Regions from separate parts of the Mus musculus genome. Here region 2 is linked to region 1. Evidence: chromatin loops called from intact Hi-C (ENCODE). Cell type or tissue: left cerebral cortex. All regions are shown on one strand.

The links. Peaks named below come from ENCODE experiments on the same cell type or tissue, not always from the same donor. Only the 100,000 strongest peaks of a DNase experiment are listed, where the experiment ranks them.
Region 2: it touches region 1 in a loop (6-fold over the local background); 4 of 42 quality-filtered maps call a loop at or near these places.

Annotation. Positions count from the first base shown.
Region 1 is chr13:52,441,115-52,449,114 of GRCm38, forward strand. No RefSeq gene overlaps it. Among named protein-coding and RNA genes, the nearest start is that of Diras2, 86 kb to the right of the region's middle. In left cerebral cortex, no CTCF peak of the experiment used is centred here; DNase peaks (open chromatin) are centred at 700, 1,076, 4,615, 5,251 and 1 more place; H3K27ac peaks cover 1,441 bases.
Region 2 is chr13:52,498,020-52,506,019 of GRCm38, forward strand. Diras2 (DIRAS family, GTP-binding RAS-like 2) reads right to left here. Exons shown (of 2, transcript NM_001024474.2): 2 at 6,356-8,000. Among named protein-coding and RNA genes, the nearest start is that of Diras2, 29 kb to the right of the region's middle. In left cerebral cortex, no CTCF peak of the experiment used is centred here; DNase peaks (open chromatin) are centred at 3,828 and 4,998; H3K27ac peaks cover 437 bases.

The sequences.
Region 1 (8,000 bases):
GATTAAATGGTTTAAGTGGTTTTGCTAGTGTGGCCTTTTGATACTCGAAAACTTTATCACCTCCCTCAAAAAAATGAGGTCTCCTTGAACACCCATTGGAAGACATAATTGCAGTAAATTAGCTGAATCTGATGGACAGATTGGGCAGTACAATAGGAAATGTCTAATTCTGTAAAGTACTACGACAACCGGCAGGAAGGTTTCAAGGGGTGGACGGTTGGGGGTAAGTTTGGAAATTGATGAAAACTTTGATGACGTGTAGAGGGACTGTAGATTCTCCCCAGCGTCACAGACCTTTTGGGATCAAGAACGCATCTGCGATTGCTGCAGAAAGTTACAGTTAAAATGGTGGAGCTGAAGTACACCAGTGGAGACGTTTTTGCCCCACACATTAGGATGGTCCATCACCAGCTAATCCTTACAGTACAGCTTTCAAAGCAGTTTTTAGCTAGTCACATAAGAGAACTCAAGCAAATGCCATCTCTCGTTATGATCCTTGTTACGTTAAGAGGAAGTAATCCTGTATTAATCACTAAGTAGACTTTCCATACTGACACGATTTAATTCTGAGGAGGTGTTTGAGATTTTTCCCAACTTAATCTATGAGAGCAGTCAGCTGAGGAATTTTAATATACCTTGCATGAGTTGAGATCACAAAACCAGCAGTGTCAGATTTAACAGTCTAACCTAAATATGCTCCGCTCCACAGGCTGCATCTTATGCTCCCTTGATTCTGTGTATTTATGGAATACAGAGACTGTACCACCCACAGTGTGTGCTAAGTGTCAGCTAAGGGAGGTATTAAAAGTTCATATATGGTTATAAAGACCCAGCATCTCTGAAGTCTGCATGGCTGAAAAAAATTTTTTCTCTCTTATATTAATATAACTAGCAACCATATTCATAATTTTTCAAAACTTCATGGAAATTTTATCTCTGCTTTGGCTGAGGAAGAAAGACTCCAGGGGCATTATTAAAAAGCAAACTTGTTATGGTGATTCCCTGGTGCTAGACCAAGCGTATCCCTTCTGTCTCTGAATGAGACGAAAGAGGCTGAGTCAGGGCAGAGATGGATGTTGGAGGAACCTGAGAGGATTCTCTCTGTCTACATAAAGACGAGTGTGTGCCTTACCTAAGGAGTTCTCAAAGTTGTGGCTGACTCCAGCAAGGAGAACAGCCAGGAAGGAGCCAGGAAGATGCTGCTTGCTTGGAGAACTTGAGGATAATGTAGGATCAGGACACACAGTGTATGAATATGTCCTACAGACTGCCATTCTATGATGGTGGAGATTGTGGCCAGCTTAAGAGGACATAGGTTTTCTTCATGAGGCCTAGCAGAAAGGGAAGACTTTATTTTAGCAGAGAAATGCTGAACGCTTCCTGGATCCTGGAAGGGGTCACGGATGAACTCTCAGAGTGCATGCATGTCTTAAGGAGCTGCCAACAAGTGTCAGCTACCACGGTTTGTCAAATATATCCCTCAAAGTGCCATTTCTTGGGAGCTTGGTCCAAGTGTAGCAGCACCAGGAGGAGGCCAATTGGGGACTGGTGAGGTCATTTGGAGTATCAACCTTGGAGGAGATCAACGCCCATCTTGTGCAGAGGGATCGGGTACCTTGGGACCATTCTGGGTGTAAGTGGGGCTTGGAAAGCAAGATGGGTTCCCATCACTGGCTCTCTTGCTCCCCCTCTTACCATGTGTATGTATTGTTTATCTCATCAATGTAACAAAATGACTGACAAGGGCAAGATAAAGATAGAGGGGTTTTCTTTGGCTCACAATCACAGGCACTCATCTACCCATGGAAGAAGGCATGGTGGCTGGCACAAGCTTGGGGCAGCTGGTCACATTGCATCTACAGTCAGGAAGCAAAGAGACAAATACTGGTGCTTAGCCCCCTCTCTCCTTGTACTCACTTCAGGACTCTAGCCCACAGGATGGTACCACCCATATTCACCTCGAGTCTTACCTCAGTTAACTACCTCACAGGCATGTCCAGAGGTTTGTCTCCTGGGTGCTTCTAGATCCTGTCAACATGTCGGCCAGTACCAGACATCACGGTACTTGCTGCTTCTTCAGCATCTTCCTGCTGTGTGATAAGTAAGGTTCTCAGAAAACCTTCATGACCAACCTGATGAGGAAACCTGAACTTGGACCTTTAACTCCCAGAATTTTGAACTCAGTAGCCTATTTTCTTTATAAAACCATTCAGTCTCAGATCATTTTTTTTTTTTTTGGTGTCAAAACAAAGTAGACTCAGACATCACCTAAATTGGGGTACCAGTGATGTGGTAAATGTTGGCGCACGCGTGTACACACATCACATCACACCATATCACATGAGCTGAATGAACTACCAAACAGAGCATTGCCTAAATTCCTGGTAGAAAAAAAAATCATGCAATGTATTGAATTTGTAGTTACTTTAAACTATTATATCCTTGGATATTTGAAGAATGATTGCTACACTCAGAGATGAAGTTAGTAAAAAAAAAAAATAATAATAATACATGCCAGAGAATGGTGACTGACAAGTCTTCAATCCTAAATGAAGCTCTGTATCACTCCTCCACAAGGCTCCAGGACCATAACAGAGAAAAACAGGGAAAGCCAGTAAAAGCCAGAGATCGGGGGGCAGGTTATGTGGTAGTGTCATCTGGGCATGACAAGGCCATCACACTCATGAACACACAGCAGTCATTGCTGGCTGCACAAGCTCTACAGAGGATTGGCCCAGTCAGTATCCTAGCTGTGAGGTTAGCTTTATTTACAATATGCTGGAAAACCAAAAAGAAATCAGGGCCACCCAGGGCAATAGCAGCGGTTCAGCTCGAGATGGTGATAGTCAGGCCCAGTTAAACCCATATGAGAAAGAAGAGCAACTCCAAGAGGTTTCCAGGTGCTGAGAAAGTACTCTTCTCCCACTGACTAATGGTAAGAACAGGACAGCACCTCAGAATCTAGTCACTGCTAATGACAGGCACTGGAGGAGCCCACCCCTCCTACAGATGCTGACAGGCACTGGAGGAGTATGCCCCTTCCACAGATGCTGACAGGCATGGCAGACAGAATTTCTCACCTGGGATGTGAGGTAAAATCAGAAGGTATTTATGGGGAGGTAGAGGCACCAGTCACTTACTTACGGCTCCCCACTTCTTTCCCTGCCTCCCACCCAGAGAGCCTGGCTGCAGACTCTGGCTGTGAAGCCTGCCCTCACCACCCACCTTCAAGGGATAAAAGGATGGAACCACCTTCTAGCACTTGGGCTCTGGTTGTCTTTGGAGACACCCTGCCGTCATGCTGTCTGTCTCTGGTGGCGGGTGTGGAGAGCTGTGCCTTGAGCAATCGCCATTATAAGACGGCGCTGGCTTCCACTGCGCCTAACTAGTAAACAAGCCTTATGCGCAAGTGCAAGAGTAAATTCACGCCCAGTCACTGTCCATCTCGGGGCGTAGTAATGGGGTGATGGGCAAGCAACTAATCAGGTGCTGTCACGCCACATCAGGTGCTGAAACGTCACTCTGCGGGCTATATAAGCAGCACCATTTTCCGGGTTCGGGGTCTTCCTTATGTTGAAGCAATAAAAGCTTTGCCGTAGAAGGATCCGGTTGTCCGAGTGAATTCTTGCCGGCGAGATACTAGCTCGGGCAAGAGGCGGGTCTTGAACTCCCCTCTGGGATCCCACCGTGTTGCCTCCTTGTCCATCTTTCCAGGGCTAAAACACCGGAGTTTCCGGTAATCTGTACTTCTGTCCTCTTGAACTACCCACTGCCACAACCAGAACCTGATGGTTATCACACCGATACCTTAAGTTTCACTTGCATGTCAACAGCACTCTTAGTGGATGCCTATATGGGACTGTTCACAGGTAAGACTCGGGAAAGATGGACGAGAAAATCCAACAGAAACCTCCTGCCCCTCCCATTCTTTGGACGGAGAGGGATAACTAGATGGGTGGGTGACAAACTCCATGGATGCAGATTTGGGGTAAGCAAAGCTCCCCCTCTCTCTTGTCTCTCCCTTTTCCATCTATGAAAACTGTCTTCGTTTTGGAGCCTGCTGAGCCTTTAGGATCTTTGCTTGTAAATCACTACTTTCCTCAACAACAAATGGCTGTGAGCCACCATATAGGTGTTAGGAATTGAACCCCGATCCTGTGGAAAAGGAGTCATTGCCCTTAACCACTGAGCTATCTCCCAGCCCCATGTGTCCATGTTTTGATTTTCCTGAGCCTCTTGTCTGCTCCCCTCCCCCACCCAGGGAAATATTGTATGATCCTTACTTTTACCTCTTTTACTGACTTCATTTTTTTCCCATCAGGCTTCCTTTATCATGTATTTTTTAATAGATGAGATGATTCTATTTTACTCAGCCACAGAGCGCCTAAGTTGACTTGACATATCACCCCATCCTGAGACCCCACTATTTTCTGCCTTCTGCCCACCTAGACTAGCTATTTCAGTTGGTGTTGTGTGGCTGTGTGAGCTGCGGTTCTCCCGTGGGGACTCTGGGAGTCATGGATTCTGCTTTTGTAGCCGTTCTTTTTATAATTCTTCGTGTTATACTCACTCCTCTTTCTGAATCTAGCGCTCTCACGGAGCATCTGTTGGCTCCGTTATGACTAAGAGAAAATTACCAGTCTTCCACTTCCTCCCTCTCCCCCCACCGCCCCCGGGCTTCTCTCGGTTTGGTCCTTATTTTTAGGTCTAGTGGTTCCCTCTGAGCTCCAGCAACTACTCAGGAGGCTGCTTTATGCTCTCCCTCATCCCTTATCCCTTATCCCTCCTCCCTCCCTCCTTCTCTCCTCCCTCCCTCTTTCCCTCCTCTCTCTCTCTCTCTCTCTCTCTCTCTCTCTCTCTCTCTCTCTCTCTCTCTAGGTCAGAATCTCATGTATCCCAAGCTGATTTGAGCCTCTTATTTAACCAGGATTGACTTAAACTCTTGATCCTCCTGCCCCCTGCTCGGGATTTCTGAGATTCACCAGTCCGGGTTTATCCAGTATGGGGATGCAGAGTTTGTTTCCCTGCAGGCTAAGTGAACACTGGACCACCAGAGCCTCATCCCTCCTCCAGACTTTCTTGCTGACCTCTGGGTGCAGGACAGAGCTGCTGCCAGGGATTTTTGCCTGAATTTCATTTCCAAACACTCTCCATTGCTTCCTCTGTGAGCCACACACCTTTACCACTGGAACCTAGATTCAAGCCTTCTTTCTGCAAACCACACACAATGGTTACCGCTGTGATTGACATTCAGGTCCCCGTTGCAAATGTTTCCAAATTGAAATTCTCGGTGGTGATGCTTTCTGAAGCTGGGATTCGAGCCCGACTAGACTGAGAGAGTGAAGCCCTCATGAACAGGATTAATGCTTTACAAAAATAGGAGTTGAGTCCAAAGGGAGCCCTCCCTCACCCCTCCCTCCTCCTGAAAACACCAAGAGTTGGGCCAGAGGAGACCTGCTTTAAGCAGGCAACCCAATACATGTGACCTACTTGAACTCCTCCCTGTGTTAGACACTCACATCTGACTTCTCTGAGAGAAGCTTCCCTGCATTGATGTCTGGTGTCTTGGCAATGTTACTGCAGCTACTGTAGCATATAAGTGGAATTACTTTTTTCTTAGGATGACGGGGGTCCAGGCTTCTTTTGGCCCTCCCCTCTGTGTTACGGGTTTCCTTGTTGTAGTTTGGTTTGCATGGGGATGGGAAGGGGAATCAGGGTTGTTTTTATTTTTGGTTTGTTTTGAGAAAAGCTATCATATATCTGCAACTGGTCTCCCACTCTCTATGTAACTGAGGATGACTGTGAACGTATGAACATCTAATTCTCATAGCTCTGCCTCTCAAGTGCTAAGATTACTGTCATGAGTCACCATACGTGGTGTATGTGATGCTAAGGTTCAAGCCCATGCCTTGTGAAATCTAAGGCAAACCCTCCATTAACTGAGCCATAGATCCATAGCCACAGCCCATTGAGTTATGCTATGGCATACATGCACACACATGCATACACATGCACATGTGCACATACATGCACACACAGAAACATGCATGCACACCCACACACATACCCACATGCACACACGTGCATGCATAAGCATATAGATACACATACACACATGCACACACATGAATACACACAGACATGCATGCAATATGCACTCACATGTGCAAATACAAAGGCCCACACATATACACATATGCACACACATGCACACATGCACATGCATACACACATTTTTTAAAAAATTTAAACCTAATATTTTACATTTTTAAAATTTATAACCCTGTGCCGTTGTATTTTTTTATTAATTTGAGGAGATTGTGGCTTTCGCTGTGGATGTGCAGGCTCTGCTCCTCAGGCTAGAAACACCTTCATGCTACAGTGAATGTATCCCTTTCCCTCGGAAGGACCCACAACACTGATCCGTGTGGACCTACCTGCTCTCCATCAGTGCTATCTGCTCAACTACATCCATTTCCTTTTCCTCCTTCTGCACGCAGAGAGAAGGAAAGTCACACCTTCCCATTTGGCTCTGCAATGTATCTACGGTTTAAAACAAAAATCATAAAATCAAAACCGACGCATGAGCACAAAAGGAAGAAACTAAATAGAAGCTTCGAAGAATGTGTTATCTACGTGACTACAAACAAATAAGGAGGCCCAGCGAGTCCCACCGCCATCTTTAAGGTCTTGTCCTGAGGTTTGGGTTTAAACACAGAGGCAGAAGTATGAATAACTTAGCGACCTTGGTCCCACCCACCATTGTCTTGGCTGCAGCCTATCTTTTATGGGGGTCCTCCGCATGAGATTCCTGGGAGAATTTAACTCTTTGAAGTGTGTTATGCCCATAGTCTGGTATTATCAGCATCTCCCTGTAAAATATCCTTCTTGCCAGGACAGTCATAATTCCTGCTCATGCTCTCGTGATTTTGAAAATCCCAATCATTCAGTTGATAGAACCGCTATTCCTGGTGTCTCCTCTCAGTAATTTTTCATCCGCTGGCGGCCCTCCTTCCACACCCTTGGCTGTTGTCTGTCTCTGCTACTCAGCTTTCTCCACTACGGCCATAGCTTGGCCCCGACTGCAGACTGAATGACATCATCCTTGCTGTCTGCAGTACTTATTTCCCACAGTGCTATGACCAACTGACAAAAACCTACTTAAGGGGGAGTTAATTCTGGCTCCAAGTTTGGTGGTATAGTCCAGTATGGTAGGGAAGGCATAGCAGAAGGAGCATGGGGCAACTGGATGCACTGTGTAGATAGTCAGGAAGCAGAGACAGGGAGCAGCATACAGGGAGAGAGGCTATAAAATGTCAGGGCCCACACTACCCAGTGACTCGTTTCTACCTACTAAAAGTTCCATGACCTTCCAAAAGGGCACTCTACCCAGGGATCAAGAGTTCAAACACTGTTGAAGGACACATCACATTCAAACCACACCACCATATTAGCAAATGCAGGAGTATTTTTTTTTCTTTGACAGCATCACTGAATAGACTGTTCTGAAAGAATCAAACATTAGGCTGCTTTTTCCAACCAGCCCACCCCAGTAGGCAACACATGTGGGAGCCAGAACATAGGAAAGCGGTAGTGGGTTCCTGGGACAGCAGGAAGAGCCATGTTGGAGGGGCATTTTGTCCTTTGAACCTCTACAAATGTCCAGGAACGAATAAACACCACATTAACACTTTTAAATGTCTCTAGTTAAGGTATATTAATCAGACTAATAATATAAACGTTAGAAATTTCAATAAAATAAAAAAAATGCCTCTCCTTCCCATGTCCAGTAATACCTGTAACAAGTTAAAAACCATGTCACAGATATGAAACGTTTCAATAATCGAATTTAAGTTCTGCTGTTTTGCATGTACATCCTCAAATTTCATTAAAGTTCACAGTATTTAAATGAAGGGCACATTTGCATTTTTTGCCTATGCAGAAGTGAAGTCTTCTAGGACGGTGGCCAGGAAGAGGATGATTTCACACGTGCGTGTGAC
Region 2 (8,000 bases), 57 kb after region 1:
AGCTCCATAAGTAGAAGGCAGGGAGAAAGAACACTAAGAATGACAGCCAGATTTTTCTGTAGCCTCAAAGTTTGTCCCCAGTAACACACCTCCTCCAACAAGGCTTTATCTCCTAATCTTTCCCAATCAGTTCCACCAACTGGGGACCAAATGTTAACGTATAAAAGATTATGGGAGCCATTCTCATTAAAACTACCACGTGGGGGTATTTACAGGAGCAGGGGTGAATCAAGTAAAGTTGTATTACTCAAAGACCCAGGGAAGTTTGGCTGAGAAACCAGAAAAGATGTGCCTAACTTGCAGTTGGCTGTACTGATGAGTCAGTCTCCTTCTCTCAGAAGTTATAAATACTTTAATATCATCGGGGAGGGGCCTTGCAAATCTTGTAACTTTCTGAGTTTCTTAGGCCATGTAAGTTTTGTGAATTTCCTGAGTCTTATAAGGCCCCTTCCTTCTGCCTAGAATGTTTCAATCCAGCGGAAATAGCTACATGACACAACATAAAAATAAGAGAGCAGCCATCACTACAGATCCCACTGACATTCAAAGGCTGATAAGAGAAATTTAATAACAAAGGACCATCTATTCATGCAATTCCTTAAAAATGATGACTACTGAAGTTTCCTCAAGATGAAGAAAGTTCCATTCAGTGGTAATGCGTGAAGTAGACTGAAAGAAGGACAGATAGCACTTGGTAAAAGTGATATAGCCTGTGGTTTTCTACAATGTTTCCATCTGTTGAGAGATGTTTCCTTGATGAGGGGTGAAGACCACACTTATCAGTTTATAGATTATTGCTAGAGATTATATAGATTATTGATTGTAGATTCTCTTCCAATAACCATGACTTCATTAGCACTAAGTAAGTAGTCAGCCAAGTTTCCAGGCATCTTATCTCTCTTGTTGGGTGAGACCTAAGTTCACAAGTTGCCCAGATGTGAGCTGAACAAGGATAATATATTAAATCCTTGGTTATTATTCTCCTTATTTATAAAAGGTCTTGCATGTTATCTCTGGTCTTTGTATCTGCTGAAGTTTGAAGATGAAGTGCTCCCCCAATGGCTGCTGTATTTGATCATCTGGTCTCCAGCTGCTGGCCCTGAATTGGAAGGTTGTGGAACTTTTAAGAGGTAGAGCCTTACTGGAGGAAGAGGAGTTGATAGTATGGCCACATTTCTTAGATGCACTTCCTGACTTAGTCTGCTTCCTGACTTCAGATGTGATGTGACCAACTCTCTTCTTCTGCAAATGAACACACCTTCCCTCCCATGGTCTGTATCACTCCTAACTGTAAGTCCAGATAAACCCTTCACCCTTTAAACTGTTTCTTGTCAAGTCTTTGGTCAGGGCAATGACAACAACATAGTATTTGATCACTTTCCTCATTCCTATGCCTTGTTTCTTTTGGTTGTAGGGAAAGAAGAACTAGAAATCAAGCTTTCTCAGACTTTGACAGACTACCCATGGCTCCTAGCTGGGTTCATACTGTTCCCTCCATGCTTCACAATGAAATAGATATTATATGCAAAACTTTAAGTGGCATTTAATTACATTGCCTTGCAGAATTAGATGATGTGGAAGCTGAGTGTCTATTCCTTCACATAATCTAGGACTCTTCTTTTGAATAACAGCCTAACCATCCTTTGACTAATTGCCATGGTGACAAGCTTTAGCATTTAGAATCCCTGTCTGCCCTGAGCATGATTCCAACATCAGCTACCCCAGAACTTCCTACCTTCAACTGCCCTACCTCTCCCCTGCCTTTTCTGGTTTTTATTGATTTTCTATGACAGGCTGTCATGTAGACTAATCAGGCCTCAAACTCCCTAGGCCTTGGAGGATGACCTTGGGTTTTGGATCCTCCTGAATCTTGGGATTACATTCACGACTCCACCCAGTTTACCAGTACTGGGGATAGAATACAGGGGTTTTAACACTTGGCAAGCATCCTATTAACTGAGCTACATCCCTACTCCATCATTCCTTTCATTAACAAGGAACTAAGCTACTTTTCTTCTACCTTCTGGATAGGAATCCTCTTGCCCTCAAGACCATATTCAACAAAACCTCCTGCAGCAAGACTCAAAAGTTCATGAGACTTTGTCCTTCTGGTCTTGTCTAAATCCACAGCAAATGGATATTGTGTAGAAACTGGAAATAACTGAAGCCTAGTGGGTATGCAATGTGCCACAATGAGAGGAGTGGCCCGCATGCAGGTGCCAGCCTTGTCTTACTACATGAGGTCCTGTTTCTTATTCTCACACCTAGGGTGTCCCGTATCCTACTCTACATTGACTTCTGACTTTTCTTTATAAACGAATATCTCAGTTAAAATTATGGATTCTAGCAAACTTTATATGCCCCAGTACAGGGGAACACCAGGGCCAAAAAGGGGGAGTGAGTGGGTAGGGGAGTGGGGGTGGGTGGGTATGGGGGACTTTTGGTATAGCATTGGAAATGTAAATGAGCTAAATACCTAATAAAAATGGAAAAAAAATTATGGATTCTAGGTGGGTACAATCTAACAGAAAAACAATTTGAGTTTCCAGCTGTGATGATATTTTGACCAGATTGAGAGATGCTGAAAGGGTTGGGAATATAGTCCTCTTGGGGTGTCTGTAAAAATGCTTTCAGGAGATGCTTGCATACTAGGTCAAAGAACTGGTTATGCAAGAGTCCCTTCCAAGTGGGCAGCACTATCCATATAGGGGAGAGTCTGGATGGCACACATGAGCAGACCATTCTCTCTCTCTCTCTCTCTCTCTCTCTCTCTCTCTCTCTCTCTCTCTCTCTTTCTCTCAGGATGTAATTTTGAGACAGGGTCTCACTCTGTGTAGCTCACACTGGCCTCCAATTGATGACCCCCCCCCTGCCTTATCCCCCAAGCGCCTGGATTACAGGTGTGTGTCACTGTGACTAGATTTTGTATTGAATATTCAGCATGCAGAATTTGCAGATAAGGAGGAGGTGTGGCCCACACTCACATGGTTTTGTGCACAGAGACGATAAAGCAGATAATGAGTGGACAGTCTGCTGTGTTGCCCATTCTCACCCTTCCAGAATAGGAATTAGGAATTTGAGTTGGGACCTGTGAGTTCTATAGCTGATGCTCTTTTCCAGCAGATGAGGAGATGACCACGTTAACAATGCCAAAGAAAGCAGTAGAGTGGTAGGATAAAGCCAGGGATCCTGCAAAGCTCCCCTATGGAATAATGACCTACCCAACAGTCATTCTTCTCTTGTTGCCTTCTGCCTGTGGGCTGTCTACTGTGACTCCATTACCTGTAACCAAGCTGGAAAAATACAGACAAAAATCCCCAGGTCCCCTGGGTTGTCAGACAAGGAGACCCTCATAACCATACCCTACTAAAAAAAAAAATCTCACCACCACCATCACCCCCAGCTCTTATCTAGGAGATTTCTACTTCATGGGCCTTCTGGGGGATGACACCCAATGCCCATTACAGTCTCTGCTGCTGCTGACGGAGGGTAAGGACCTTCAGGAAGACTCCATCCCTCACTTATGTCCCTCGGTCCTGGCTGACCCAGTATCTGGAGCAAGGGTAATTTTGGCATGAGGAGGGGGAAGTCTGCTCTTGCACTGGGAGCAGGAGCCCACCACACGCCATCTCCACAGAGAACTCAAAAGGAAGGCTTCTTTAATGGGAAGGTAAATGGCAGTCTGAAGCTTCCTATATTTAGTGCTTCCTGAGAGCTGCTATTTTGGGCTATGTGTGAATGGAAGCAGACAGCCCGGAGTTTGGAGTGTAACGAGAAGCAGTAAAAATGTGACCTAAAAAAGACAGATCCCAGCAGAGCGATCCCAGACCACGTGCCGGAGATGAGTCCTCGTCCATTAGTGGAAAGCCCAGCCTGGCAGCCAGAAAAGGAAAAGAAGGCTTGGGTTTTGATGCTGGCTGGCTGGGTGCCATCTCCAGCTTCTGGCCTGGAGAATCTCTTTCTCTGGAGGATGTTGCATGTGGAAGGCACACTCGGGGACAGCGCAGGGCTGTTATGTAGTTGGTGGGCTTCTTCAATTTAAAGAGATGCTTCATCATTTCCAACCATAGTTGAAGGATTTGGCAGATGACTCTGCCTCAGCCATAGTCCTAAGATTATTCATTCATTCTCTCTCTCTCTCTCTCTCTCTCTCTCTCTCTCTCTCTCTCTCTCTCTCTCTCCCTGAAAAGGCTGTGTACTACCTCCAACAGGAATCAGCGGCCCTGTTCCAAACACATTGCAAGGCTCATTTACTCAAAGGTGATTAGGAAAAAAAAAACTCAATTAAGAGGAGTCTTCAATTCTCTGAGTGTTCTGGGGAATCTAAGTCCTTACTTGGCTTAATTAAGCTCTAGCAGGGAAACTTTTCCATTAAAACATTTTGTTCATGTGATGTGTGTGTGATGTATGTGTGTGTGTGTGTGTGAATATGCATATAATATATGTGTACATATGTAGTCTTGGTTTTGTAAGTCTAATTTAAGTCTTCTTTGATTAAGTCACCAATGATGCCTGGAGATGACTAGTGTGAAAATAGTGTCTTGCCATCTAGGAATACATGAACCTCCATGCTGTCAGACATGCCTACAAGTGTGTGCATGTATGTGTATGTCTCTCTCTCTCTCTCTCTCTCTCTCTCTCTCTCTCTCTCTCTCTGTGTGTGTGTGTGTGTGTGTGTGTGTGTGTGTGTGTGTGTGTGTGCATGCATCTTATATAATTAAGACTGGAAGGACATCTCTTGATGCTGGGATGGGATGCTCCTGAGTCTAGATCCCTTTGTAACACTTCATCTGCTCAGGGGAGTCTGATAAATAGCAACCAGAATATCTTTACACTCTGGGGAAACCAATGGGACCCACTCATAGATAGGAAAGGCTGGATAAAGCATCATTGATTGTGAAATGGGGAGGGCGGGTTGAAAGGCAGACGGGAACTGGAAGGCATGGAGTGCAGACAGCATGACCAAAAAGCTGTTCAAAAGACTTCTAAAATGGGAAAGTTTCTGCACCTTTGTATTTGCACAGAACAAATTCTGCACTGCAGACCTTCCCTATCATATGTATGCTTGCTTCCACGGAAGGCTCAGATGTGGCAAGCCAGCACCCAGCGCTTTGGGTATTGCATTAAATGAATCCCATGCCCACCCTGCAGATTCATGCCCCTTCTGCAGAAGCACAGAGTAGAAGCCAACCACAGTCACTCGGTCAGCAGCAGAGTCAGGACTATCATTTCTGGTCTGTTTACTGGATTTTTTAAAAAGCAGGCTTTATTTAACAGTCTGTGGAGTAAGAAGAATGGACAGGTGGCAGAACCCAAGTCCAGAAGCAATTGCTAGGGGGTTTGTCCTTATTTAATTACCTGAAGGAAGCGAGTGTGCAGAACTGGTTTCCTTGCTGATTAGTCGGTGTCTCACCTTCCTTCTCCCTCCCCTGTCCATGCCTGAGGCATCAGCCCCTACTTCCACCCAGGGCCAGGAGCAACGAGGAAAATTTCCCAGGAACCCTCCAGGGGAGCTTGTTACTGTCCAATACAGGCTCAGAACCTTTAATTCCCCCAAGGCCATGTGGCTGGGGCTGGCAGAGCAGCAGGTCCACACCATGGCAGCCAGATCAACCCTTAAACATCTGAAGTGCAGGGCTGGACAGATGACTTAGTCAGCAAAGTGCAAAGACCCGAGTTTAGATCTTCAGACAGCCACATAAAAACCCAGACGATGCATGGGGTAACCTGACTCTCTGTAGCTCTCTATGTCATGCCACAGTGTGTGTGTGGCTTGAGTAAAATATATATCTCCTAATAATCCTAATAATCTGTATATGTATATCATGTATATGTGTGTGTGTGTGTGTGTGTGTGTGTGTGTGTGTGTGTGTGTGTGTATGTCATTCCCTAGCATTTGAAACTCATCAATTTAGACTTGAAAACATTATCTTGTTTTCATTCTGATATATGTATGTGTGTGTATGTGTGTGTGTGTGTGTGTGTGTGTGTGTGTTTAAGAGGTCCTGAGGCAGAAGGGATAGCTGCTTGTTAATATGAAAGCTATGCAAACATGAGACCCTGAATCTGAATCCAGAGCCCATAGGTTTTTTCATTGTTGTGGTTTAAAAAGTTGGGCCTGGGTAACAGGGTGAGGGATATAGGATGATCCTTGGGGCTCTCTAGCCAGCCACACTAGTGCAATCAGCAATCCCCATGTCCCGGTGATAGACACTGTCTCAAAACAACAATGACGACAACAATAACAACAAAATAGTTGGCTCCTGAGACATGACACCTGATGTTAACCTCTCACCTCCACAGGTCCATGCACACACACACACATAAACAAAAGAAAAAAAAAACAAACTCCAACCAGGGTGCTGTAACTGAGCTTTATTGTAACTGGTTCCATGGACTGGGGCCATCGCTGCCACTAGAACCTTATACAAGGTGATCCTCGTAACCACAGAGTAGTTAGACACACCCAGAAATGGAACCGAAACAGCAAGGGCTGCAGTGGAAGCATGTGCCGGCGTCTCACATGCCAATGATCACTCTGATCACAGATGCTTGATTGACACAAGGTCTTTGTGGGCCACTGAATCCCAGGAGGTGTCCTTCCTATAGGAGTTCCATATGCCCCTTTGGCTTTGGGTGTTTCCAAACAGCTTGAGTAGGAGCGACACGTTACAAACTTGGGGTAGGGAGGAATATCACAGCGCAATTTTAAAATATTTAGTACATCTTCTTCTACAAAGAATGTTACAAAGAGTGAAACCGATATACTAGCATATTGATATATAGAGATATATATGTACAATTTACTACTTTATGCTTCAAAAGTGCAGGAAGATAAATTACATAATATATATATAATTTTAGATCTAGTGGACAATTGGATATTGCTCTTGTGTTGGACTTGATGCATTAGATGCCTGCCCATGGCTTGTCACTGAATGGAGAGGGGACCAGTGGGGATTAGGGAGCTCATGGAGTCCCGTGCTTAACCCCAGAGTGCCATCTTCAAAGCAAGTTTTCAAGTTTTATAATGAGCTGAGGCTGGGTCAGAAGTTTCCAGTCCCATGTGCAATGTAGGATATTACCAAGAGTCTCAGCTTCATGACTTGGGCTGGGACCAAAGCAAAGCTGAAAGCCACTGGCCCGATAGTACTGTGTCCTCAGCCCCTGAGTCAGAGGGAAGTTTGCCAAAGGTGATGTTAAGATAGCTACCCAGTGTTCGGCTCAATCTATAGAATGTAGTGTCAAAATGAAGCCCAAGGAGGGAGGCTTCACCTCCCACCCTCTAAACTCACAGACAGCATAGAGAGGAGCAAAGACTGTGGATGGAGCTATAGCAAGATCCTCGTGTCAATGAAGACTGAAACACTTAGGAATATGGAAACTGACATACAGGGCTGAAAGAACCCTGATGTGCGGTCACTGGAAACAGGGAATCATGGGGCACAATGCTTGTGTCTGAAGCACGGTGACAGTCGGTAGGACAGACAGGATTTTACTGTAAAGGGATCGCCATAAATATATATATATATATATATATATATCCTATATGATGTGTAGATAACGTATGTGTCACATCATCCACAGAGCAGTGGTCTTTCCCTCGCTGTTCCCCAAATCTAAACGACAAGGTGATATGTTTTCTCTGAGAGGAGAAATGGAACAACAAATTGAAGACATTCTAGAAAATTCCATAACTCCATCTCACTGTGATAGAGAATGGCCACTGGGAACAAATGGGGAAGATAGAAGAGACTCAGAGTGGGTTTGGATGGGGCACAAGGGCTCCAGGCTCTTCTTGCTTGGTTCCTGGGCTTCCTCATTTCTCAGTGTGGCTGCTTGCCCAGATAACCCCAAGGGTTTTGTTCTAGAGGTCTAAGGAGATGGTAAGATTGCTGAGGCATACGGTTTTCTGAGGGAACTCCCTGGCCCTCAGCACATCACCAGGGTGAGTTATGATTGGCAGAGCAGAGAGGGCCAGACTGAATTATAGAGGTCTG